3 separate regions of the Homo sapiens genome follow, and regions 2 and 3 are each linked to region 1. The links are chromatin loops, found by intact Hi-C in ENCODE. Cell type or tissue: HCT116. All regions are shown on one strand. Region 1 overlaps GALNT9 (polypeptide N-acetylgalactosaminyltransferase 9). Region 2 has its middle 65 kb from the start of GALNT9. Region 3 has its middle 28 kb from the start of GALNT9.

What was found. A loop is a pair of places that touch in the nucleus more often than their neighbours do. Peaks named below come from ENCODE experiments on the same cell type or tissue, not always from the same donor. Only the 100,000 strongest peaks of a DNase experiment are listed, where the experiment ranks them.
Region 2: it touches region 1 in a loop (3-fold over the local background); 4 of 110 quality-filtered maps call a loop at or near these places.
Region 3: it touches region 1 in a loop (2.9-fold over the local background); 3 of 110 quality-filtered maps call a loop at or near these places.

What each region holds. Positions count from the first base shown.
Region 1 is chr12:132,279,834-132,287,833 of GRCh38, forward strand. GALNT9 (polypeptide N-acetylgalactosaminyltransferase 9) reads right to left here. Exons shown (of 11, transcript NM_001122636.2): 2 at 6,417-6,597. GALNT9-AS1 (GALNT9 antisense RNA 1) reads left to right here. Exons shown (of 4, transcript NR_024563.1): 4 at 1-1,067. Among named protein-coding and RNA genes, the nearest start is that of GALNT9-AS1, 8.4 kb to the left of the region's middle. RefSeq lists enhancers at 3,944-4,597, 5,252-5,905, 6,624-7,823. In HCT116, a CTCF peak has its summit at 4,577; DNase peaks (open chromatin) are centred at 6,773 and 7,228; H3K4me3 peaks cover 4,392 bases; H3K27ac peaks cover 4,036 bases.
Region 2 is chr12:132,390,126-132,398,125 of GRCh38, forward strand. No RefSeq gene overlaps it. Among named protein-coding and RNA genes, the nearest start is that of GALNT9, 65 kb to the left of the region's middle. In HCT116, no CTCF peak of the experiment used is centred here; DNase peaks (open chromatin) are centred at 3,496 and 3,920; H3K4me3 peaks cover 1,693 bases; H3K27ac peaks cover 1,285 bases.
Region 3 is chr12:132,353,862-132,361,861 of GRCh38, forward strand. No RefSeq gene overlaps it. Among named protein-coding and RNA genes, the nearest start is that of GALNT9, 28 kb to the left of the region's middle. In HCT116, no CTCF peak of the experiment used is centred here; a DNase peak (open chromatin) is centred at 3,030; H3K4me3 peaks cover 514 bases; H3K27ac peaks cover 1,597 bases.

The DNA.
Region 1 (8,000 bases):
TGGGTCTCCTGGATCCAATTCCTGGATGCCCAGTGTCCGCCAGGTCTCCTGGATTCACTGTGGTCCCTGCCTGGATGCCCAGTGTCCTCCAGGTCTCCTGGATTCACTTCCTGAATGCCCAGTGTCTGCTAGGTCTCCTGGATCCACTTCCTGGATGCCCAGTGTCTGCCAAATCTCCTGAATTCACTTCCTGGATGCCCAGTGTCCACCAGGTCTCCTGGATTCTGCCTGTGTCCACGTGAGGGCACCATCAATTTCCTGCAAGGATCCTGACAGTCAAGGTACATCTAACCTGAGAGCAGGCAGGGGCTGGACTATCCCCTAGATCAAGCCATGCCTGAAGCCCCACCTTTCAGTTGCCTGAGTCAACAGATTCCCTTTTTGGGTTGAGCCATTTCTAATTGGATTTTATGTCTTACTGACTGAACTATCAGGATGGCCAGCAGTAAGGGGTTTCGTTTTGGAGGATGAGGGACACAAATGTCTCTTCTCCAAGGTGAGGAGATGCCTGAAGGACAGGAGACACTCACAGGAGGCCCTGGAGACAGATGTGCCTCACAGGCATTCCTGAGGACCTGTGGCCTGGCAGCACAGAGACTGGGTGAAAACAGAACCTTGTGATCTGCAAGTTCTGCCGCTGCCCTGTCTGTGTCTGTGAAGCAAAGTGTCCAGAAGGGGCCCGCGTGGAAGCTTCTGAGAGCGGTTAGGGGAACGGGGCCCCACGTCCTCCCCGGAGGGCTGGAGACAGAGGCAGGCCGTGCCCCCAGCCCAGAGTAGGGAGGAGGCTGGCAGGCGGCAGCTGTGGAAAGGAGGCGGAGCCCCCAGACTCCTGAGCCAGCAGAGGAAGGAGTGGGACAGAGCCCACCCCAGAGGGAGACAAGACCCCGGGGAAGAGACCCCTCAGGGTGGCCCCCCAGCCCCTCCCAGGCTCAGCTTTCAGCCTGCACCCCCGTCTGGTCCCTCAGAATGACTGAGGTTTCCACTCTTTTTCTGCCAAATCTCTAGACTCCACGTCCCCGCTCTGCCACCTACTCTCTGTGGGATCTGAATAAAGAGACTTAACCTTTCCTGCCTCAGTTTCCCCATATGTAAAATGGGACAATAAGAGGCTCTGCCTCTAAGCCTTGCTGCAGGGATTAAGGGAGCGATGCGTGGTCTGCAGCCAGCCCCCTGCAGCCAGGCCCCTGCAGCCAGCCCCCTGCAGCCAGCCGCCTGCAGCCAGTGGTTCTTCAGTGGCCCCAGGGAAAGGCCAGGCACTGTGGAGACGCTTCCCAGCCACACTCGCTGAGCCGCGCCGGGATAGGGTCTCTCCACCCAAGCTCCTTTTAGGAAAGTGGTTCCTGGGAAGATGGATAAGACCCAGCGTCCACCGGGGTCTGCGTTCTAAGTGGTACGCTTGTGAGGGCTGTTGCACGTGAACAATTCCCTGTGATACATTCCGCAGGCACCGGGGAAGCTCCAGGCTGGGCGTGGAGCCTCAGAGACTGTGGGCAGGGCTCGTGAGGGGCAGGCGAGGGGCCAGGAGGCCTCCTTCGCATTCGAGCTTCTCAGCCACGTGTGCAGGGGTGGGCTGGGTGTGGGAGTGTGTGTGTCACTGGTGTCAAAGCCTCCTCACTTTTTTTGGGAAAGAAATGGGATATAAATACATGTGTAAATATCTATATAAAATTCACATTCTCTAATTCAGGAGGCAGAGAGCTGTGTGCCTTCAAACCAGAGTATCTATAAACTGGGTTTCTATCAGTGAGGGTATAGAGCAAATGCCGGCTCTGTCAAGGTTCATCCCGATGTCGTTCTCTGTGACGTAAAAACAAAGCTGGGACTGGCCACTTCTGCCAGACTTTATCTTGGCAGACAGGTTTCCTACAGCAGCGGCCACCTACACCTGGGGGGAGGCAGCAGGATGCTGAACCCTCAAAAGGAGAGCAAGAGCCCCCACTGTGCAGCAAGCCCAGGCCTGGGGGTCCCCGATCCCACAGAGGAGGAATCAGCTCCACTACAGCAAGCCCAGGCCTGGGGGTCCCACATCCCACAGAGGAGGAATCAGCTCCACTACAGCAAGGCCAGGCCTGGGGGTCCCCGATCCCACAGAGGAGGAATCAGCTCCACTACAGCAAGCCCAGGCCTGGGGTCCCACATCCCACAGAGGAGGAATCAGCTCCACTGCAGCAAGGCCAGGCCTGGGGGTCCCCGATCCCACAGAGGAGGAATCAGCTCCACTGCAGCAAGCCCAGGCCTGGGGGTCCCTGATCCCACAGAGGAGGAATCAGCTCCACTACAGCAAGGCCAGGCCTGGGGGTCCCCGATCCCACAGAGGAGGAATCAGCTCCACTACAGCAAGCCCAGGCCTGGGGGTCCCTGATCCCACAGAAGAGGAATCAGCTCCACTGCAGCAAGGCCAGGCCTGGGGTCCCACATCCCACAGAGGGGGAATCAGCTCCACTACAGCAAGGCCAGGCCTGGGGTCCCACATCCCACAGAGGGGGAATCCAATGGGACCCCTGCAGCTCTAAGAACAGAAAACCCAATTCAGATGTGCTTAAAGAAAAAACTAAAAATACGTGTGTGCGCGTGTGTGCGTGTGTGTGCGTGTGTGCGTGCATGCGTGTGTGTGCGTGTGCATGTGTGTGTGCACGCATGTGGTAATTTATTGCAAAGTCAAGTGGGTCTGTTTTGGGAACAGCTGGATCTAGGTGTTCAGACACTGGCCCCTTCTTGGGTTTCGTGAGGGACCCTGGAAGCTCCAAGCTCTCCCCTCTTGATGATAAGGTTGCTGCAGCTCCCCCAGCTCCCAGCCTTGGTTTCATCTTGTGGGAAAAGGCTGCCTGTTTTTTTCTCGATGGCCCGCTGGTAATTCCAGAATTCACTCTGACTGGACTGGCTTAAACCACCTGACCAGCCCTGAGCCAACCCCTAGGTCTGGGGTGACCTTCACGCTCTGACTGGTTTAGACCTGGGCGGCGGGATCTGCAGCTGGGCTGAAATGGATCAGAGCGGGGGGTGTGGACTTCCATCTGGAGCCGGGACAGGACCTCAGGAGGCAAATGACGACCGTCTGTGACACGCAGGCCCACGTCTGTGCTAGAAAAGCCACCCCTTGATATGGGGCGAGGATGGGACCCGAGAGACCCTCGCCCCACCCTGCACTGGCTCAGCAGCCGGGTCCAGACTCCCAGGCCTCTGGAAAACGAACCTCGGGGGGACGCAGAGGGTCACACAGGGCTTCACCCCCAGCTCGGGTTCAGTCCTGACTCAGAGACGACCCGGCCCCCACGACTGGACCCCACAACGCACAGGGCCCCCGCCGGCCAACAAGACCAAGGTCACGCACAGCGGTGCTGGGATCCTCCAGAGGACTCCACAGGGGACCGAGGGCCTGCAGGGATTCGAAAACCAGTGCCGGACGCAGCCTTCCTCCCTTACAGCAAGAGCTAGGAGATAAAACAGGCAGGCCGGGAGAGCAGGGCCCGGGTCGCGCCTTCCTCACGGCTGGAAGCCTCCCAGGTGACGGGAGGAATGATGGGGACGGGGCGGGGTACTTGGAGACCTTCCTCTGTCAGATGGCTCTGATGTTTCCACTGTTGCTGTGAGCAGGAAAGGGTTAACTTGGCAGCTGGCTCCTCCACACCCTGAGCGCCCACATCCGGCCCCTCCTTGCCCCGGAACCTCCTGCCGGAGAGGACAGCCCTGCTCACCTGGCCTTGGCAGCCCCAGCTGGTCTGTGCAATGGTGGGATTCACGGTGGGCACTTGGCCTCACGGCATCAGCCTGACCTCTGGAGGGTGGAGACCAAGGTCAGCCATGTCCACGAGACCAGCCCAGTGAGGACCATGGTCACCGAGGCTCGGGGGCTCCTGGCTGGCCTCGCTTGGCACGTGTTGTCACACATGGGTGCCGGAGAATCAAGTCCATGGGACCCCCCCCCAGGAGGGGACACCTGGGAGCTCGCACCTGGCCTCTCCTGGGCCCTGCCTGGGCATCTCTTCCCTCTGCTGACTTTAACCCATGTCCTCTGCTGTGAGAACCCACAGCAGGGAAAAGCAGCCTGTCTGGGCTCTGTCTGTCCTTCTAGCAAGTTGTGGACCGTCAAGGTGGTCTCGGGGGTCTTCCTGCCACACAGCTGCCTGGAGGCTCACAGCCAAGAACGGTGCTCACTCCAGCAGTGGGGCTAGCCCTGAGAGCAAACAGATTTCACCCCCAAATTCAGGACACACAGGAGCGTTCAAAAACCACACACACACGTGCACACATGCACACACACGCATGTACACACGCACACATATGCACACACGCACATGCACGCACACCCACGCACATGCACGCACACGCACGTATACACACACACGCACACCCACGCATGTGTGTGCACACGTGCACACACAGACTCCTGTGCACACATGCACACATGCGCACACACCCGCACACATGCAGGTGCACACGCACACACCCACACCCACCCGCACACAACGCGCGCGCACGCACACACACACACACCGTGCACCCTCAGTGCACAGGCTGGCTAACACACACGAGCCGCTTTCCAAACCGAAGTCATTCCAGCCCCATGCCTGTAGCTGGCGCCACATGAAAACACCACTGTGTTCTTATTTATGGAGCATGTTTCTTTAAACTGGCCTATTTTAAAACTAAATGCATTTTTTATTTGAAAGGGAATCTTCATTTCACCGCTGCAAATGGAAAGCTGGCATCACTTGTGTTAAATCATGGTAACCATGAAAATAAGTAGAATGAAAATAAAATAATGTTGTCACACTCTGGATGTGGCTGAGGTGTCCAAGCCTCCATGCCCAGGCCTCAGCCCTGTTTGTCTAAAGGACTCGGGGAAACCCCCTCCAGGAGGAATCAGAGCCTCGGGAGCTGGGCACGCCTCACTCGCACTGCCGTGCTGTCTAAGGAAGCTTCATCACACCTAGAATCAGTCCCCAGCACGCATTTGTGGGAAGGGTGTGAAGTGGGCCCCACCTGGCTAGAACAGGGAGCTCCGGGTTCCTGCACCAACCTCCACGCAGCCCGGGGCGCTCCCTGCACCCCTGGACCCTGCGGGCCTGTCCAGCATCTCGCCTCCCTCTGTCCACACATGGGGAACCCCAGAGCAGGTGAGTGAACGCCCTGGGAACCACTGCCTGAGTCACAAGGAATGGAATGGGGCTGAGACACGCCTTTCCTCCTCCCCTCTCTTCCCTGCCAGCCTCCTGATCCCCATCTCAAATGAGCTCCTGGCCCAAGAATCCCGGTGTCAGGGTTCCCTGGCGGGTGGGGCAGGCTGACCACACCAGGAGCTGCAGAGGGGGCTGCCCTCCTGCCTGCCCTCCCTCAGGCAGCTCCAGGAGGAGGCAAGTGTGGCTGAGGCCACCTGCCACCACCCCACGGTGAAACGCGGCCCCACTGGGCAGCCCTGAGCGCCCGGCTTCTGCAGGACAATGCCACCAGGGGCCCTCCCAGGGAGCATCCTGTCGCGGGCTGGGCTCTGCGGACAGAGACGCAGGAGGGGCTGGCCAAGCCTGCCAGTCGCTCCCAGGCCCAGAGGCCAAGCTCAGCCAAACTTTATCCGAGCAACAATGCCAATTAATCTGGCGCTTGTCGCGGCTACTCCCTCAGGGCAGGTGTGAGGGTCAGCGACCAAGCTCCATCCTGAGTGGCACTGAGGCAAAGCCGTGGCGGCCAGGGCCCGGCTCCTGATTCACCCGCTCTTGCAGCCTGGGGGCGACAGGATGGGAGGTGCGCAGGCCACGGATGGAACGGGAATGCCCTTCGCTTCAGACACAAGCGACACCCAGCTCAGCAGTGACTGAGGCCACAGCAGGTGGGACCAGGGCTGGCAGGGCCTGACACAGGGCGCCTCTGCTGCGTGAGCCATGGTGCCTCAGCCCAGCTTCCGTGATCCCCAGATGCAGCTATGGCAGGAGTGCCCCAAGCCTGGGGCTAGGCCCTGGGAAGGATGCCCGCAGCCAAAAGTAGGGGAGGGGGAGAGACACAGAGAGATAGAGAAAGACAGAGAGAGATACAGAGAGATTGAGAGAAGGAGAGAGGGAGAGACAGAGAGAGACAGGAGAGACAGAGGAGGAGAGACAGGGAAGACAGAGGAGGCAGGAGGGCCCCACAGGTGGGGGCTCCTGACTGCTCCACTTTCCCACAGCAGACCTTTGCGCGTTTCTCCCAGGAGCCCGCAGCTCGTGGGGGCAGTCCCCGGCCAGCACGGGGGAGCGCTCACTTTCCCGGCCAGCGTGGGGGGCGGTCACTTCCCCGGCGGGCGTGGGGGGCGGTCACTTCCCTGGCGGGCGTGGGGGCCGCTCACTTCCCCGGCCGGCGTGGGGGGCAGTCACTTCCCTGGCCAGTGTGGGGGGCGGTCACTTCCTCGGCGGGCGTCGGGGGATGGGGGGCAGTCACTCACTCACTTTCTGGGCCGGTAGTCGGGGATGCTCCGATCGAGGGAGATGCGGTCGCTGAGCTGAGCGTTGTAGCCGTACTCCTCATACTTGCCTTCCGCCTCCTGGCCGTCATCACGCAGGGTGGCCGCCAAGCCACCCTGGCCCAGGCCTCCTGGCCCCTCCACCAGGCCGATGGGCTTGGCAAGGCCTGGGGGAAAGGAAGAGAGGGAGGTCAGGCAGGCCCAGGACACGCTGCGTCTGCACCCAGGAGACGCCCCTCCCGCCCCTCTCCCCGACGGCCGCTTCCCCCGGTACAAGCCCAGCAAACTCCCTGCAGATGGCAGGCTGCCAGCTCAGGACATTCCAGAAAGTGCAAGGCTGTGCGCGGAGTGAGAGGGCGGTGCCAGGCGGAAGAGGGAGGGATGAATGGGTGGTACATGAGGCGTTGAAGGCAGTGGACTCTGTGTGATGCTGCAATGGTGGATATCTGTTATTATTATGTATTTTTTGATTCAGGGTCTTGCTCTGTCACCCAGGCTGCAGTGCAGTGGCATGATCTCAGCTCACTGCAGCCTGGACCTCCCAGGCTCAAGCAATCCTCCCACCTCAGCCTCCTGAGTAAATGGGTGGGCCTCCACAACTGGCAAATTTTTGTATTTTTAGTGGAGACAGGGTTTCACCGTGTTGGTCAGGCTGGTCTTGAACTCCTGACCTCAAGCGATCCACCTACCTAGGCCTCCCAAAGTGCTGGGATTACAGGCGTGAGTCACTGCACTGGCCAATACTTGTTCTTACGCAATTGTCCAAACGCACAGCAGGTGTGACACTGAGTGAGCGCCCCCCCCCCCCCCCGTGAGCCACAGCCCTCAGTGAGTCACCTGCATCGGGCAGCATCGGCTCATCGACGGTGACACAGTCACACTCACGCACGCCAGCCCCCCGTGAGCCACGGCCCTCAGTGAGTTTCCTGCATCGGGCAGCATTGGCTCATCGACAGTGACACAGTCACACACGTTCACGCCCAGGCGCTGTGCCTGCGGGGCAGAGGATGCGGGAACTCCGCTCAGTCTCTATCAACCCGAAACTGCTCTGATGGTCAGGCCTACTAATGTTAAAAATATTAACCCGAAAATTGCAACGGCTCTAAGATTAGGTATTTTAAACGCCATGCCGCCGCCACCATCCCCACCAGCCCTTGACACCATCCGCCTGTGTAACTTGAGCTGAACACACATCCACATGCGTGCTGCTACTCTGGGGTAGGAAGAACCGAGCCGTCGACACAGGCAGCAGCCGAGACGTGGCTCACACACGTGACGCCAAGCCAAAGATCAACACAGGAGACCTCATCCCGTGTGGCCGCCGGCGTGAGGTTCAAGAACAGACGGAATCACAACCCACCCCATGGCCATCGGGGCAGGACGGGGACCCCGGGGTGGGGCAGTGTCGACTGGAAAGGAGCCGGTGGAACTTCTGGGCTGACAGGGAGGCTCCGCAGCTTGGTCAGGGTGTGTGGAATGGGTGCCCAAGGGGGCCGGGCCAGGGAAAGTTCTAGGTGCTCAGTTGTGCTGGGCAAGCAGACGCGGCTTGGAGATGCTGTTCCCAGGGGGA
Region 2 (8,000 bases), 110 kb after region 1:
CCAACCCCGTCTAGCTGGGAGTGGGGGTCTCAGGCCTGTGGCAGGCAGGAGGGCACAGCCATGGGCCGATGGGAAATGCAGTGGCTGACAGAAAGTGTCACTCTGGCAGGTGACAGGGTGGGCGGGGCAGGGCCGGGACGGGAGGTGGGCTTGCCCCTCAGCTCTCATCCATGCACTCTTCTGAAATTATGCTTGGAACTTGTACTGCGTCAATGACAATCACGGGCTGCCTGTCTCGGGTGTGCGGATGGGGCCTGGAACATGGCCTGCGTTCATCTTCTGAAACCAAGGACCCCACGCTCCCTGGCACAAAAGGGCTCTGGGGAGGCACAAATGGCCCCTGGTGGCCGCTGTGGCGACTGTGGCCTCGGGGCCTCCTTACCTGGGCCAGGTTAACCACCCTGTAAGCTGCACTGCACGGAGTACCAGGCACCACGTGAGCTGAGCTGGAGCTGGGGACGCAGGAGGTGCCGCAGCCCCAGCTCACAGGCGTGTCCCAATTCAAGGCCCCCGCAAACTGTCACAAAAGCAGGAGGAGGCACCAGGGAGAGAAGGGCAGGGCTGGAGATCCACAGCCGGCCGAGGGCACGGGTGTGGGCAAGGCCCTGTCCACCCAACAAGGGCCACCCTGCAGCCTCTGGCTAGCCTCCCCGTGCCCAGGGCTGCTGCCTCTGCTTTCAGGAGGAGCCACATCACCTGACTGAGGTGAAAGTAATTCTAAGTAACCACAGACTGAAAAAGAGGAGGACGGCTGTGTGGAGAGAATTTTGGTTAAGGGGTCCCAAGGCCCCCTATTCAGCTGACCCCACTCCTGACCCTCCCCTGTCCAGGCCCTAACACAGCCGTCACCCCTCTCTGCTTATGAAGAACCTCATATGGGAACACGGGTGCTCCTGGTTTCTCTGGCTGCAAATTCACGCCTGCACTCTGAGAAGAAAAGCAGATGGGAGATGTGTGATAGGTGCCTTCCAAAGCTGTGTGTGACAGGCGCACTCGAGCACAGCCGGACGTGGTCAGGGATGCAGCCACACCAGGATGTGCTTTCAGAAATCCTCCTTAATGCTTGCTCAGATGGCTGGGATCATTATTTATTTGCCTATTCTTACCTTTTGCTATTTCAGAGTGAAACACATTATCCTAAGAAGCTCCCTTTTCGAGGGAAGAAAAAGGAAAGAGGTACCGATTTCAATGTTACAGAGGGAAATTCAGAGTGGAAACAGAACGCCAGACGCTGCCCAGGATGAGGGTCCAGCGAGAGCAGGTGGCTGCAGCCAAGGTGACAGCAAAAGACCCCCAAGATCCGCCACCCGAGCACGTGCGCCCGTCAAGCTCCACCATCCGAGCACGTGCGCCCGTCAAGCTCCACCATCCGAGCACGTGCGCCCGTCAAGCTCCACCATCTGAGCACGTGCACCCAGCAGACGAGACGCAGCCGAGATGACAGCAAATAAGCACAATCCATTCACCAGACCCCAAACACCGCCACTGGAACACAGGCGCCCAACAGGCCAGACGAAACGCCGCTCTTGACGCCTCATGGGACCATCTCCCCTCACCGGGCCCAGCCATCACACTTTCTAACACTGGGGGTGGCTGCAGGTGATAGAGACCTGGAAGAACTGTTGCCTCCACGAGAGAGGCGTTTGCTCTCCTTCCCTCGAGAGCAGAGGCCGAGGGCCCAGGGCCACCATGACGAGTCCACTCCTCCAAGTCTCCCAGGCTCTGGGGCCCAGGCATCCTCTATCCGGCCACACCGTTCTCCCTGGAGACCCTCTGCCACCCCACTCTCCCCCGGGACCCTCCGCCACCCACTCTCCCCGGGGACCCTCCGGCCACCCCACTCTCCCCCGGGACCCTCCGGCCACCCCGCTCTCCCTGGGGACCCTCCGCCACCCCACTCTCCCCCGGGACCCTCCAACCACCCCGCTCTCCCCAGGGACCCTCCGGCCACCCCGCTCTCCCCAGGGACCCTCCGCCACCCCGCTCTCCCCCGGGACCCTCCGGCCACCCCGTTCTCCCCGGGGACCCTCCGCCACCCCGCTCTCCCCCGGGACCCTCCGGCCACCCCGTTCTCCCCAGGGACCCTCCGCCACCCCGCTCTCCCCCGGGACCCTCCGGCCACCCCGTTCTCCCCGGGGACCCTCCGCCACCCCGCTCTCCCCCGGGACCCTCCGGCCACCCCGTTCTCCCCGGGGACCCTCCACCACCCCGCTCTCCCCCGGGACCCTCCGGCCACCCCGTTCTCCCCGGGGACCCTCCGCCACCCCGCTCTCCCCCGGGACCCTCCGGCCACCCCGTTCTCCCCGGGGACCCTCCACCACCCCGCTCTCCCCCGGGACCCTCCGGCCACCCCGTTCTCCCCGGGGACCCTCCGCCACCCCACTCTCCCCCGGGACCCTCCAACCACCCCACTCTCCCCCCGGACCCTCCGGCCACCCTGCTCTCCCCGGGGACCCTCCGCCACCCACTCTCCCCCGGGACCCTCCGACCACGTTGCTCTTCCCAGGGTTCTGGCACAGCCCACAGGACATCGTGGGAATGCCTGGACTGCGCCGCCCCTGGAGCCCATAACCTGTCACTCTCATCTCAACTCCTGTCAGCGAATTTCCTCTTTGTGTGTGTGCGTAAACCACTTTGAGGTGTGCTCTGTCCCTGTGATTAAACACCTGGTGGATTATCAAAGCTGCGTGATGTCAGGGCTGTGATGCCTTTGTAGCAAGGTGAAGTCCTCAAGTTTCTGAGTTCAGATCCTCCGCGTGGACCCTGGAGCGTGGGGGCCACAGGGCCCAGAAAGTGCCTCAGCGTCGGACGACCGTGGAGCCGGCAGATGGCGCCCAGCAGCAGGTATCCCGGGGGACCTACCGGCTCCAGCCTGGTCTACGACCCTCACTGAAGATGCTCTTACCTGTAGGAAGGTGCCGGGGACCCAAATGACAAACATCCCACTGACTTGGGCTCCAGGAACCATGTGTGGTGCTGAGGTTCAGGCGGCGTATCCGACTGGACCATCTTCACTGCGATGGCAGCAGCTAACCTAGACTGGCTTAAGTAGAAAAGGAAATATGTTGATTTAGGTCAGTGAAAAGTCCAGACGCTGGTGGGCTCAGGGAGTGCTGGACACAGAGCCTGGTGTACCTGGGAGGATGCTCACCTCCCCAGCCCTGCTCTGCTCTCCCAGTTCCAGTTTCAAACAAGCTGCCCCCATGGGGCAAGACGGCGGCAGAGGTTGCAGCCAAACCCTCCTGGAAGTGGCTCCAGCCCAGGGTCATCGGTCAGAACTTGTGTTCGGGAAGAGGCAAGGCTCTGGCCAGCTCAAGAGCAGAACATGAGGCCCCTCAAAACACCGGATGGGGAAGGGAAAGGGGCTCAGTTCTCAGTGACAGTGAGACACAGAGACTGTGAGATGGCGTCATGCAAACGGACGGGGACGGTCATCCTCAGGGTGGACGGGCGCTGACTCACCAGGGAGCCACCCTGGAGAGATGGGAGGCGGGACTCAGAGCCAGAGGCAGGGACCGAGCCTCCAGACCAGACTGAGGACTGACTAAACAAGGAGAGGCGAAAGCACCTCCGCATGAGACAGGCCACCAGGGCCAGGTCCGTTTACCGTTGGGCGACCACACCTTTCCATAGCAACAACCCCACGACCCAGGAGTTACCACCTTTTTCTGGAAATGTCTGCCTAACCTGCCCCTTCATCTGCACGAAATTAAGCGTGGGTATAAATGAGGCTGCAGAACTGTGCTGTGCGGCTGCCCTCGACGCCCTGCCTATGGGGGGGCTGCAACCCTGCACCTCTGTAAACCTGCTTCTCCCACCACCAGCTGGCTCTTGAATTCATTCCTGAGTGAAGCCAAGAAGCCTCCCGGGCTCAGCCCCAGTTTGGGGCTCCCCTGTCCTGCATCACTGGGGGAGAGTGAAGGAGAAAGCCGAGTCACCCTGGGGAGGCCGAGTCAGTCATCCAAGAGAGAACGGGTGCTGAGTCACCTGGGACAGTGGGCGCCGAGTCACCCGGGGACAGTGGGCGCCGAGTCACCCCGGGGACACTGGGCGCCGAGTCACCCGGGGACAGTGGGCGCCGAGTCACCCCGGGGACAGTGGGCGCCGAGTCACCCGGGACAGTAGACACCGAGTCACCCCGGAGACAGTGGGTGCTGAGTCACTCTGAGACAGTGGGTGCTGAGTCACCCGGGGACAGCCACAGGCTCCATGGATTAAGACCCGAGGTCTTCAGAGGCCGTCACTGGCCTCCCACAGAGACCTGTACTGGAGGTGATGCTGACCAGCTCTGACTAGTGCGTTGCAACCGGGGAGCCGCTTAGCTGTGCACAGCCTGCAGTGAATCCTGAACTCCATCCTTACGGCGTTCTACACACACAGACACACAGACACGCCAGCAAACCCATATGCACATGTACATACACACACATATATGCACACATGCACTTCCAAACACACTTCTACACACATGCACACACAGACACACAGACATTCCAGCAAACCCATATGCATATGTACACACACATATATGCACACATACACATATATGCACACACGAATACACATGCAAGCACATGTACATGCAAACACATCTGGACACATGTAAACACATGCCACACACATGTAAACACATGCCACACACATGCTTGTATACACACATATACACACATGCCCCGCATACACACGTGCACAGATACAGAGCTATACACGTCCAGACATGAACACATACATGTACACATATGTGCACACATACATACACACTTGCAAATGCACATGCTCGTACATGGGCTGCATGTGTATGCATAGATACATGTGAGCACGTACATATGCACACACATGAAGTCACACATAGACATACAGACGTGCATGGATTGTGAACATACATATACACATGTGTGCATGTATGTGAACAAATGCACCTGTGCATGTATGCAGGTACACATGCATGCATACACAAACATGCACATATACACACATACACCTACATACATGTGAACTCAAACATGCACAGACAGACACCCCTGGTGCTTCCTGGGATCGCCTCCCAGTAAGCTACAAACACTTAGGCCCTTGTCTCATGCTTTCTGGGAGAGCCCCAGCCAGTGCCAGGGAAGCCTGTGCCCCCCCCGGCCCCGTGGGTCACCTGCTCACTCTGACCCACCGACGCAGCTGGGGGAAGAAACCTGCTCACTGGCCAGTCCAGGTCGTTGGCCCTACAGAGCGAGGGGTGGAGCCAGCACCTCTCGGGCCAGATGCAGCCTGCGGGGTGGGAGGTTCCTGGAGGAAGACGCAGGGCCCTGTTACCAAAGGAAGGGTCCAAGGATGCCAGGAGGCAAAACAAGAGACATCCAAGTAAAGGCTGGGTGTGCAGGGAGACCCCGATCGGCCCACTCCTGCATGTTCCACAGATACGGCATCTCAGGGACGCCAGCGCCCTGGGACCCGCATCGTCCTGGCTTTGAGGGTTCTGTGGTTCCATGTGTGAAAAAAATGAGCACCAATGAGCAGGATGCGCTCCTCTCTAATCTGCCTGATGCTTGATCCCGCAGCCAGCTCTGGCTGGTTTCCTACCACCTGTCCCCGGGGCCAGCGCACCCATGTCCAGTGACGCAGTGGCACGCTCCCCCAAAACGTGCAGGCACTTTGAATATGCGTAATTCAAAATGCACATGTTCACAGAAACAGGAGTGGCACGGCAGGGGTGGCGTGGCCCTCCACCGAGCAGAGGAAGCCTGAGAAGGGCCCAGTGCCTCCACCACCAGCTGAACGTGAAGGCAGGGAAGCGCCGGGGGCTCAGACCTGAAGTGCGCAGCCATGCTGCCTCGGCATCACACTGAAACCAGCCCTGGGTAAGCGTGTGTGGGAGAGAAACACACTGTAACCTGGACCTTGGGCCCCGGTCCTTCACAGCTCTGGAGTCACCCACGTTTCCTTAACGTCCAAATGAGGCGGCCTGGGTGCCCACCCCACCTGCTGGGAGGACCCGGCAAATCCCCCGCAGCCTGTCAGAAGCCCGAGGACCCCGGCCCCCATCTCCTGCCTCGTCTGTGGGACATTCTCCTTCCGTCTCACTCCCCAGAGCAGGCGACGGCCCCCGCGGCACTGCCGAGACCGGGAGGTTGCAGCAAGACACTGACCAAACATCTTCAGGAAACAAGCGAGTGAGCAGCTCCGCGGAACGTGAGGCAGCAGGAGACTCACGGGGGTCTTTGCGTCCCCACCCCTCCGCGGACCCTGGATCTCCAGGGACCCAGCCCCTCCAGCAGCAAGGCCTTCTCCTGCAGCCACTCCCATGTGCTTGGGACAGCCCTACTGAGGAGAGAGGCCATTTTTCTTATTGTCTCCTGTCTCTGAAGAGAAGGAGGAAGTAAAAGCTGAAAAATAACAGGAATGAAGTCAGTGGCAAGATCAGCCGGTGCCACTGATGACCAGAGGCCTGAGGTTAAAAGATTATCCCCCCACTCTAACCACATGTGCTCTCAACCTACCGCGACCCTTTCACGTGGAACCCCTTAGATTTGTAAGCCCTTAAAAAGGGCCAGGGAATCTGTCTTCGGAGAGCTCAGTTCTTGAGACACGGGTCTGCCGATGCTCCCGGCCGAATAAAGCCAAATCCTTCCTTAACCCGGTGTCTGAGGGGTTTTGTCCGCGGCTCGCCCTGCTACACCGCAACCATCCCCATACCCCCAAATCTAGAGAAGAGGAAAACCTCTGCCTGCCCCACTCGATCCTCTTCCCCGCAAGCACCTCGCTTGGCCAGCAAGGTGTGAAGGAGAAGTCTCCGTAAGAGGCAAAGGCAGAAATAAAACAATTCACGAATTCATTTCCTGAATAGAAACAGATTTGGTGCTTTTAAAAGCTGGTCTTCTTCTTGTCGTTTACATTTTTATGAAATTAACCTGTGTCCCTAAGTTTTAGAAGTGAGACCACAGTGAACAAGCAGCTGTGGCCACCCTCCCCTGGCCCCCCTGGCCTTTCACCTGTGTCTCCGGGCATTTGTCTACTCGGCCGCCCTCCCCGGGCCCCCTCCTGGCCTTTCACCTGTGTCTCCGGGCATTTGTCTACATGGCCGCCCTCCCCGGGGCCCCTCCTGGGCTTTCACCTGCGTCTCCGGGCATTTGTCTACGCAGCCGCCCTCCCCGGGGCCCCTCCTGGGCTTTCACCTGCGTCTCTGGGCGTTTGTCTACTCGGCCACCCTCCCCGGAGCCCCTCCTGGCCTTTCACCTGCATCTCTGAGTGATTGTCTACACAGCCGCCCTCCCTGGGGCCCCTCCTGGGCTTTCACCTGGGTCTCCGGGCTTTTGTCTACGCGGCCACCCTCCCCGGGGCCCCTCCTGGGCTTTCACCTGCATCTCTGGGCATTTGTCTACGCGGCCACCCTCCCCGGGCCCCCTCCTGGGCTTTCACCTGCGTCTCTGATTGTCTACACAGCCGCCCTCCCCAGGGCCCCTCCTGGGCTTTCACCTGCATCTCCAGGCTTTTGTCTACGCGGCCACCCTCCCCGGGGCCCCTCCTGGGCTTTCACTTGCGTCTCCGGGCTTTTGTCTACACGGCCACCCTCCCCGGGGCCCCTCCTGGCCTTTCACCTGTGTCTCCGGGCATTTGTCTACACGGCCGCCCTCCCCGGGGCCCCTCCTGGGCTTTCACCTGTGTCTCTGAGTGATTGTCTACACAGCTGCCCTCCCCGGGGCCCCTCCTGGGCTTTCACCTGCGTCTCTGGGTGATTTTCACCTGCATCTCTGAGCATTTGTCTACACGGCCGCCCTCCCCGGGGCCCCTCCTGGGCTTTCACCTGCGTCTCTGGGCTTTTGTCTACACAGCCGCCCTCCCCGGGGACCCTCCTGGGCTTTCACCTGCGTCTCTGGGTGATTTTCACCTGCGTCTCCAGGCGTTTGTCTTCACAGCCGCCCTCCCCAGGGCCCCTCGTGGGCTTTCACCTGTGTCTCCGGGCGTTTGTCTACACGGTGGGCAAGAGGGACCCACCAAGCAAGGGCGGCACC
Region 3 (8,000 bases), 74 kb after region 1:
ACACCTGCAAGAAGGCATGACGGGCTGGGCGCTGGGGGCTGGCGCAGACCCACCTGTGTTGTTCTGATTAATCTCCTCCACAGCTCAACATCATCTGGAGAGACAGGAAGGATTACAGAAAATTGGCTTTTCTGTCTGGCTTCCCCCAAGGGAGGCGGTCATGGGCAGGGTCCGTGGCCCCGTTCCACCAGCAGTGATTACAGCAGTAATCCCGAATTTTGATCAGGAAGTGGCCCTGGCCCTGAAATGACTTTTTGCTAAGCCTCCCTCCCGTGTCCGGGGCAGCTGCACGCATGGCACCTCGCCGTTGCACTGAGACGTGATTGGTCCATTAGCACGGGGGTAGGAACGGCTTCCCCTGTGTCTGCCTCAAATGTCTCGTGAAGAGTGTGGCGGGACTTTCCTGGCACCGCCACTGCCTCCGTCAGTCCACAGAGAGTTGCGGGGGTCAGAATATGGCGTGACAAGGGCTGGGCAGGGGTGGTCGGGGCCCAGCTGTCTCCAGGTTGCAGAGGGGCAGACGGTGTCCCGCGAGGAGGCTTCCAGCTCCGCCATCAGCACAGCAGTGAACACGAAGCCAGCAGTGAAGGAATGGCCAGGCAGCCGGGAGGCCTTGCCTCTGCAGTTCCACGTGGGTGTGCAGCGGGACTGTATTCCCACGGGGCTGGGCCCTGACAGGCGTGGGCGTCCCTGAAGGCCTGGCGCTCCAGAATTCTTTCCACCTGTCTTCACGCCCTGCTCCCAGCCTCTGGCTGAGTGACGAGGATTCAGAGGGTCAGAAGGGGACACACGACAGAGGAGGAGGCTGGTCACTCAGAGACCCCTGGGCCACCAGGGACCGCGCCCTGCCCCCGCCGACCAGCCACGTGGCTGTGCTGGATGACGACGTGGCCTCTTGATGCCGAGGGCGAACATTTTGTATGAAGTTGCTGAGATTAGCAGCGGCGTCCGCCCCAGCAGCTAGCGTTTCCCCCACGTGCCGGCGATGTCGTCCTCCGACTCAATACTTGGCAGCTTGCTCAGGGCTTTTTGTAGCAAGTAACAGGAAACTCAGCTCTCGGGGCTGGAGCAGAGCCCGTGGGATTCACAGCCCCTGAGTGCAGGTGCAGGGTGGTGAGATGGCGGCACAGCTTGCTCAAGGCCCCAGAGCCTGGGGAGCCTGGTCTCTGGTCTCTCCCTCCTTCCGCAGAGGCCCCTCTGGCGGGTGCCTCGTCCGCCAGGCCCACCTGCATGGGGTGGAAGGGTGCACCTGGCGGAGACCCGTGGGGCCGTCCCTTCCCCGGCCGGAGCTCGCAGGGAGGCCCTGGCACCATGGGCTCTGGTGTGCCCAGGGGACAGGAGCTCTTACTGTCCAGGCCAAGGCACACAGACCCTTCAGCTCAGCCAGCGTCATATGAGGGAGGCAGCGGTGTCTCCAAGCCAAGGTGGGGTCTCTCACTGGAGAACAATGGGGGGATCTTGGCTGGTTCCCTGAACATGGGGTGCCAGAGCCAGGGATGCGGGTACCGTGGAGAACTGAGCTTCTGCAGCTGCTGCGACCTTGCCCAGCCCTCGCACCCTCTTCCTTAGGGACCCCACCCTTTGGGAAAACACCCACCCCTGCTCCACCGCACGCCGGGGGGCAGCCTCCACGTGGAATCAGCACGCCTGCGGACCAGCCAGCCGGCCAGGACAGGGAATGAGGCGATACTCCAGTGACAGATCCCATGAGCACGGGGACCACAGAGCTGCCGGCCTTTCCCGCCTGGGGAGGGAAAAGCTCGTAGGACCCGGCGCTGGGGAGCTCGTGGACCCCTTCGAGTCTGGAGCTGGGCCACGGGCTCCTGCCCTTGATTGCATGACACCCTTCTAGCACATTCCTCCTTTCGCCAAAGTGAGTTCAGATAGATTTTCTGTCACTTGCAACCAAAGCAAACCTGAAAAATGCAGCGTTGTCTGGAGCCTGAGTCGCTTCCTTCTCCTTTGTGAGGAACTTCAGGTTTATCCGAAGTGACTTAGACACGACCAGGCTCCAGCCTCCCGCGTGGTTTGAAGCCAGGCCCAGGCCCAGGGACTCCTGAGGTCTGGTCTCAGTGGTGCTGTCGCGGCCTCCAGACCCTCCCACCCTGAGCCCACCAGTCCCCACCCATTGAAGTGGCGGCCAGTGGAAAACCACAGAGGCGGCAGCCCTCAGTCCGTCTCACGTAAACTTCTTCAGTTGCTTCAGGAAGCACAGCAACTGAAGTCTAACGTATCCTCACCAGGGGCAGATACTGTCGGAATGTCCCCTCTTCTCCTGAGTATTCAAAAGCAGATGGAAGCCGGTGCCGCCCCCCGCCCCTACCACCTCAGAGACTCTGGAGTCCCCACTGCTCAGGGCTCCAAGTCCCCTGTACCCACCAGGGCCTTCTCCAACCCAGCTGAGGTTCTGAGACAGGTGTGGCTGCCTTTGACAGACATGGGGATTGGGTTGCAATCTGGGCGGTGGCCCCACATGCAGAACATCCGCTTTGGGAGTAGATTTGGGAGTGCTATCTGTTCTGCAGCCCCCCAGTGGGGCAGCTCCCTCCTCCATCCATGCGTGAGCCAGCCCTGGTGCGAATCCACCCAAGACCCCTGCCCGGCCCCAGCAGAAGGACAGTCTTGGCCCAACCTCATCTCTGCCGGGCCCCAAACTGTGCGGGAGGCTGGAGCCTGGTCGTGTCTAAGTCACTTCGGATAAACCTGAAGTTCCTCACAAAGGAGAAGGAAGCGACTCGGGCTCCAGACAACGCTGCATTTTTCAGGTTTGCTTTGGTTGCAAGTGACAGAAAATCTACCTGAACTCACTTTGGCGAAACGAGGAATGCACTTGGGCCCAGGCAGGGCTCCAGATGCTGCCCGGCTGAGTGTGCCCGTTTCACACCCTGTGCAGAAGAAGGGATGCTGGCGGCTTGACGTGAGCTCTGCCATCATCCTCCCCTCCTTCTGGGTTCCTGGGAGGCACCTGAGTCGGAGGAGGGAGGCAGCAGCTTCCTGGCCCTGCAGAGAGTGACTCACGCAGCTCGGCGGGGGACGCACCCGCCTCCGAGGAGCTGGCTCCGCCGTCCCAGCCCCACCATCTGGCGCTTCTGACTCGGATCTGTTGGTGTTTACTTCCTGAAACTTTGCATTCCCAGGGTCTGTGCCCGGGAGCAACTGTGTGTGGAGGATCACACTTCCTTTCATATGTTCCAGCGACACAGAACAGCTTGCTTTCAGGCCGTTGCAAAACACAAACCAGAAAAAGAAAAAGAGTCTTCCAAGCCCTCTTCCCATGAAGGCAGAAAGCCGAGACACTCGGGGCAAAAAGCCGAGACACTCAGGGGGCAAAAAGCCGAGACACTCGGGGGGCAGAAAGTGCTCTGCGAGGTGGGGCACCTATGGCAGGTGTGGTCCTGGGAATGCCAGGCAGGTGCAGGGCAGGTAGCAGGTGCAGAACCTTCCATGTAGCGTGAGCCAGGCCCAGGCTGGCAGAGCCCACTCCTGGAACCCCCACGGCCGTCGGACTTGGGTCCCTGCTCCGTGCATCTGGGTAGCCCAGACCTCCTGGAATTCTTGAGGCAGGGTGAGCTGGGGTGAGTGTGGGAAAGAATCAACTCTCGTGCAGAAGAAACACTACGCAGGAGCCCATGGGAACCAAATGAACGGGGGATTCGAGGCCTTCAGCGCAAGTAGAGGACGTGGCAATGGTCACGGCTCCCTCTGGCCCCATGCGCTGTCAGGGTGTTGGTGAGTGGTAGGAACCCACCTGAACCTGCCTAATTAGGAGGCGCGTATAAACCCTCAAGATCTAACTCTGGGGAGATGGCAGTGGAAGCTGGAAGCTCGCGTCCCACCTGGCTGCTCTCTCCCTTTGCCAGCCCCATCCGCTCCCTGCTGCCTCTGTGCCCTGCTGCAGGAATTGCGGCTGCAGGAAGCCCCCCGCCCTGCGCTCAGTGAGGGGACCTCTGTGGCACCGTCTGAGGGCCGTCCTCCCACACCCACCCACCTGCTCTTCACCTTCCTGGCAGTGATGTGGCCCAGGCACGGGGCTCCCAGAATGAAGACAGCATTTCCACCCTCCCGTGCAGCGAGGGGTGGCTGTGTGACTGCACCCAGCCATCGGACTTGAGGAGTGGGAGGAGGCTGCCGGCGATGCTGGCTCTGGCTGGAGCCACCAGGGGGGAGCCGCCCAGACGCGTCCACGGGCAGCCGGGAGAGCTGGGTGCAGGCGGCAGGGGCTGGTGCCATACAGAGCAGAGCCCCCACGTGGCCACAGAGATGACGGCTGCCTGGGAATCTGTATTTTAACCAAATCGTCTCTGGTTCCAAGGGAAGAGGCCCCAGAGGGCACTGACTGGCCTCGCTTGGGTTGGCGCCCTGTGAGGTCAGGCCCCATGGTCAGGAACTCAACGTGGTCCCTCAGAGCAGCAACAGCAAGGGGACTGCACAGTGGAGGCTGCGCAGCGTGGGGCGGACTTGGCGAGGAGGCTCTCGGGCAAGTTTCTGGCCTGAGAAATGGAGAAGCTGGAGAAATGGTCATCTTAGTCTTCATCCCCCTCCACGCTCACAGCAGCCAAGGCCTCCAGGCTCTGGACTGAACCTGGCCGCACCTGCAACCCCTCTCTCTGGGAGCTCCGTCCCGCACTGCCTGCCTCATGCAGGGCCCGGCTGTCTACGGGGATGTTTGGGGGAAGCTGCCAGGTTTCGCATCACCCCTGAGTGAGCCAGGGATGCTTCGTCTATAGTAGGAGCCACGGGAGGCAGGTGGTCAGCCCAGGTGTGGCCGTCAGGCACTGAAACCCACTGTGTTCCCTCAGGGTCTCTGTCCCTGCCCCCAGCAGCAGAACCGCATCCATCCTGTGGCCTCCACAGCCGCCTCTGAGAGTCTCATGGACGTGGACAGCAGCTTGTCCTCAGCCTCCACAGCCACCTCTGCAAGTTCCGTGGACGTGGACAGCAGCCACCTCTGTGAGTCCCGTGGACGTGGACAGCAGCCGTCTCTGTGAGTCCCGTGGACGTGGACAGCAGCCATCTCTGTGAGTCCCGTGCACGTGGACAGCAGCCGCCTCTGTGAGTCTCATCTGCGAGTCCTGTGGATGTGGACAGCAGCCGCCTCTGCGAGTCCCGTGGACGTGGACAGCAGCCGTCTCTGCGAGTCCCGTGGATGTGGACAGCAGCCGCCTCTGCGAGTCCCGTGGACGTGGACAGCAGCCGCCTCTGTGAGTCCCGTGGACGTGGACAGCAGCCGCCTCTGTGAGTCCCGTGGACGTGGACAGCAGCCGCCTCTGTGAGTCTCATCTGCGAGTCCCGTGGATGTGGACAGCAGCCGCCTCTGCGAGTCCCGTGGACGTGGACAGCAGCCGTCTCTGCGAGTCCCGTGGATGTGGACAGCAGCCGCCTCTGTGAGTCCCGTGGATGTGGACAGCAGCCGCCTCTGTGAGTCCCGTGGACGTGGACAGCAGCCGTCTCTGTGAGTCCCGTGGATGTGGACAGCAGCCGCCTCTGTGAGTCTCATCTGCGAGTCCCGTGGACGTGGACAGCAGCCGCCTCTGCGAGTCCCGTGGACGTGGACAGCAGCCGCCTCTGCGAGTCCCGTGGACGTGGACAGCAGCCGCCTCTGCGAGTCCCGTGGACGTGGACAGCAGCCGCCTCTGCGAGTCCCGTGGACGTGGACAGCAGCCGCCTCTGTGAGTCTCGTGGACATGGACAGCAGCTCGTTCTCGGCCCAGTGTGCTCAGGCTTCACTGTCATGGGTGGACGTGGGCCCTGTGCAGCCTCACACTCAGCTGCCCTCACCCTAAGCCCCCTCTGTCCTCGAGGGACCCCCAACAGTCCTAGCGGCCTCTGCAGCTTTGGGAATAAAGGCCTGCCCTCGCCTGTATCCATGAAGCCCCTGCCACATCTGCGGCTCACAGCCTCCTTCTCCCCCCCGTCTCACCACGTTCTAACCTCTGGTCCTCTCCGAGTTTCTCGGACGGGCCAGTCCCTCTCCCCCCTTGGGGTTTGCTGTCCCCTCCATCGGGGTCACTGCCCTCATCTTCCCAACCTCAGCCCCCACCCCAGGATGGGTCAGGATGGCCTGGCTTTCTCTTGGCCACCGTGTTCCTTCTTTCACACTCAGCTGAGTTTGCAGAAATGCCATGGTGTGATGACGTGATTCACGTCTGTCTTTCCGTCTAGACTGGAAACCCCCTGGGGGACTGAGATGTACGTCAACCATGGTGTCCCCAGAGGAGAAGGGCCGTCAACCAGGGTGTCCCCAGAGGAGAAGGGCCGTCAACCACAGTGTCCCCAGAGGAGAAGGGCGGCCAGGTCCCCTGGGGACTGAGATGTGTGTCAACCACGGTGTCTTCAGAGGAGAAGGGCGGCCGGGTCCCCGGAGGACACGGGTAATGCAGAGGCATCTCCCCAGCTCGCCCAGAAACTGGTCCAGCACCATGATCTGCACCCACATCAGAGGCACGTGGGGTAGGGAGTACAGTGCTGCCCGGAGCTCCATCCACAGCCTGCTCTGGGCTGGGTGTACGGCTGTTTTCCATTCAACCCAAATGGACCCTCGGAGGAGCCAGAAGGCCGGACTTGAGGAGGATTTGTCAGACCAGACAGCTTTAGTGTCACCTAAGACAAAGTACTTTATTTGTTTCCATTATCTTTGAGCTTTTGTCCTTCTGGCTATTGATCTTCCCTTGTAATGAAGCCCATAATTAAGCTACTAGGATGCTGCGGCCAGGCTTAATGAACAGACTACTGCACAGCTCAGCCAAGGAGCCCACTGCATGAAGGAGACACACCGCCACCTCCATTTCCTGACTGTCTGTGACCCGTGTGGTCTGAAGGACAAAGGCGGGAAGGGCTGGGATGCAGAGGGGCCCTCGGGGCCTCCCTGGGATGTCCTCATCGGCCTCAGGCAGGAGCCACCCCCATCCCAGAGCCAGACACACAGAAGGGCCTGGCCCCACCCCTCCCGAGCTTATGGAAAGGGGAGATTTGGACGTAGAGGTTGGTGCAGGGAGATGGAGATGGCCCAGGAGGGAGGCCTGGGGCAGACTCCCCACCCCGACAGCCTCCGAGGAACCAGTGACACCTTGATCGTGGCTTTGCTGCCTCCGGAACGGTGAGAAAATACGTCTGCGTGAATGGCAGCCTGTAATCATCCTCACGGCCTCCACAGAAAGGGGGTCCTGCCACAGCTGACACTGGGAACACGCTGCGCCACGGCCTCCGACGCGCTGGCCTCAGGAGGGAAAGGTGTAGAGCAGGTGCAGGGAACGCGCTGGAAGGGGCTGCACAGCCCTGGGGGTCAGGCTGGGCCAGGGCTGGGGGGGTGGCGGGGATGCCACAGCTGGAATGCCACAATGGCCACGCAGTTCCCGGCCCGATGCTCCCTCCTTCCACAGCGCCCTCCACAGCCCCTCCGCGGCGTTTCTTGGGATGGGCGGCCTCTGTGATGCCCTGAGCGGCTGGGATTCTGAGGAAGCGCCGGAGATGCTCCCAGCATGACCTTCCCCACCCTCCCTCCTAGTCCCAGCTACACACACGCCACCTCTCCCCACGAGGCGTTCTGAAGGCCGTGCTCCCCAAGGCGGCCCTGTTGGACCGTTGCCGGGCCTTTGGGCACCCACATCTCACATTTGCAAGCCCACAGCTACAGAGGCTTCCCTCCGCCCCACGGGGAGACCTGGGCACCCCCCACTGCGACACGACCTTCTGTGTAGCGGGCGTCGGGTCACTCAGTGTGCGGGTGAAGGCAGCCCAGGGGAGAGGAGCCAGCAGGGAGCTTGGCCAGGTGGGAACAGGTCCGGGCGGGGCTGCGTGGGTTGGGCCAAAGTCCAGACCTGAGCTGTCCCCAGGACACAGCCCAGGAGAGCAGCTTGTGCAGTGAACCCACCCCAGGCAGCGGGGACGCTCCGCCGCCCGCACCAGCGGCCCGCACACTCACGCCTCGCTGTGCTGTCTGCGCCCTCCATCACCCACACCAGCGGCCCGCACACTCACGCCTCGCTGTGCTGTCTGCCCTC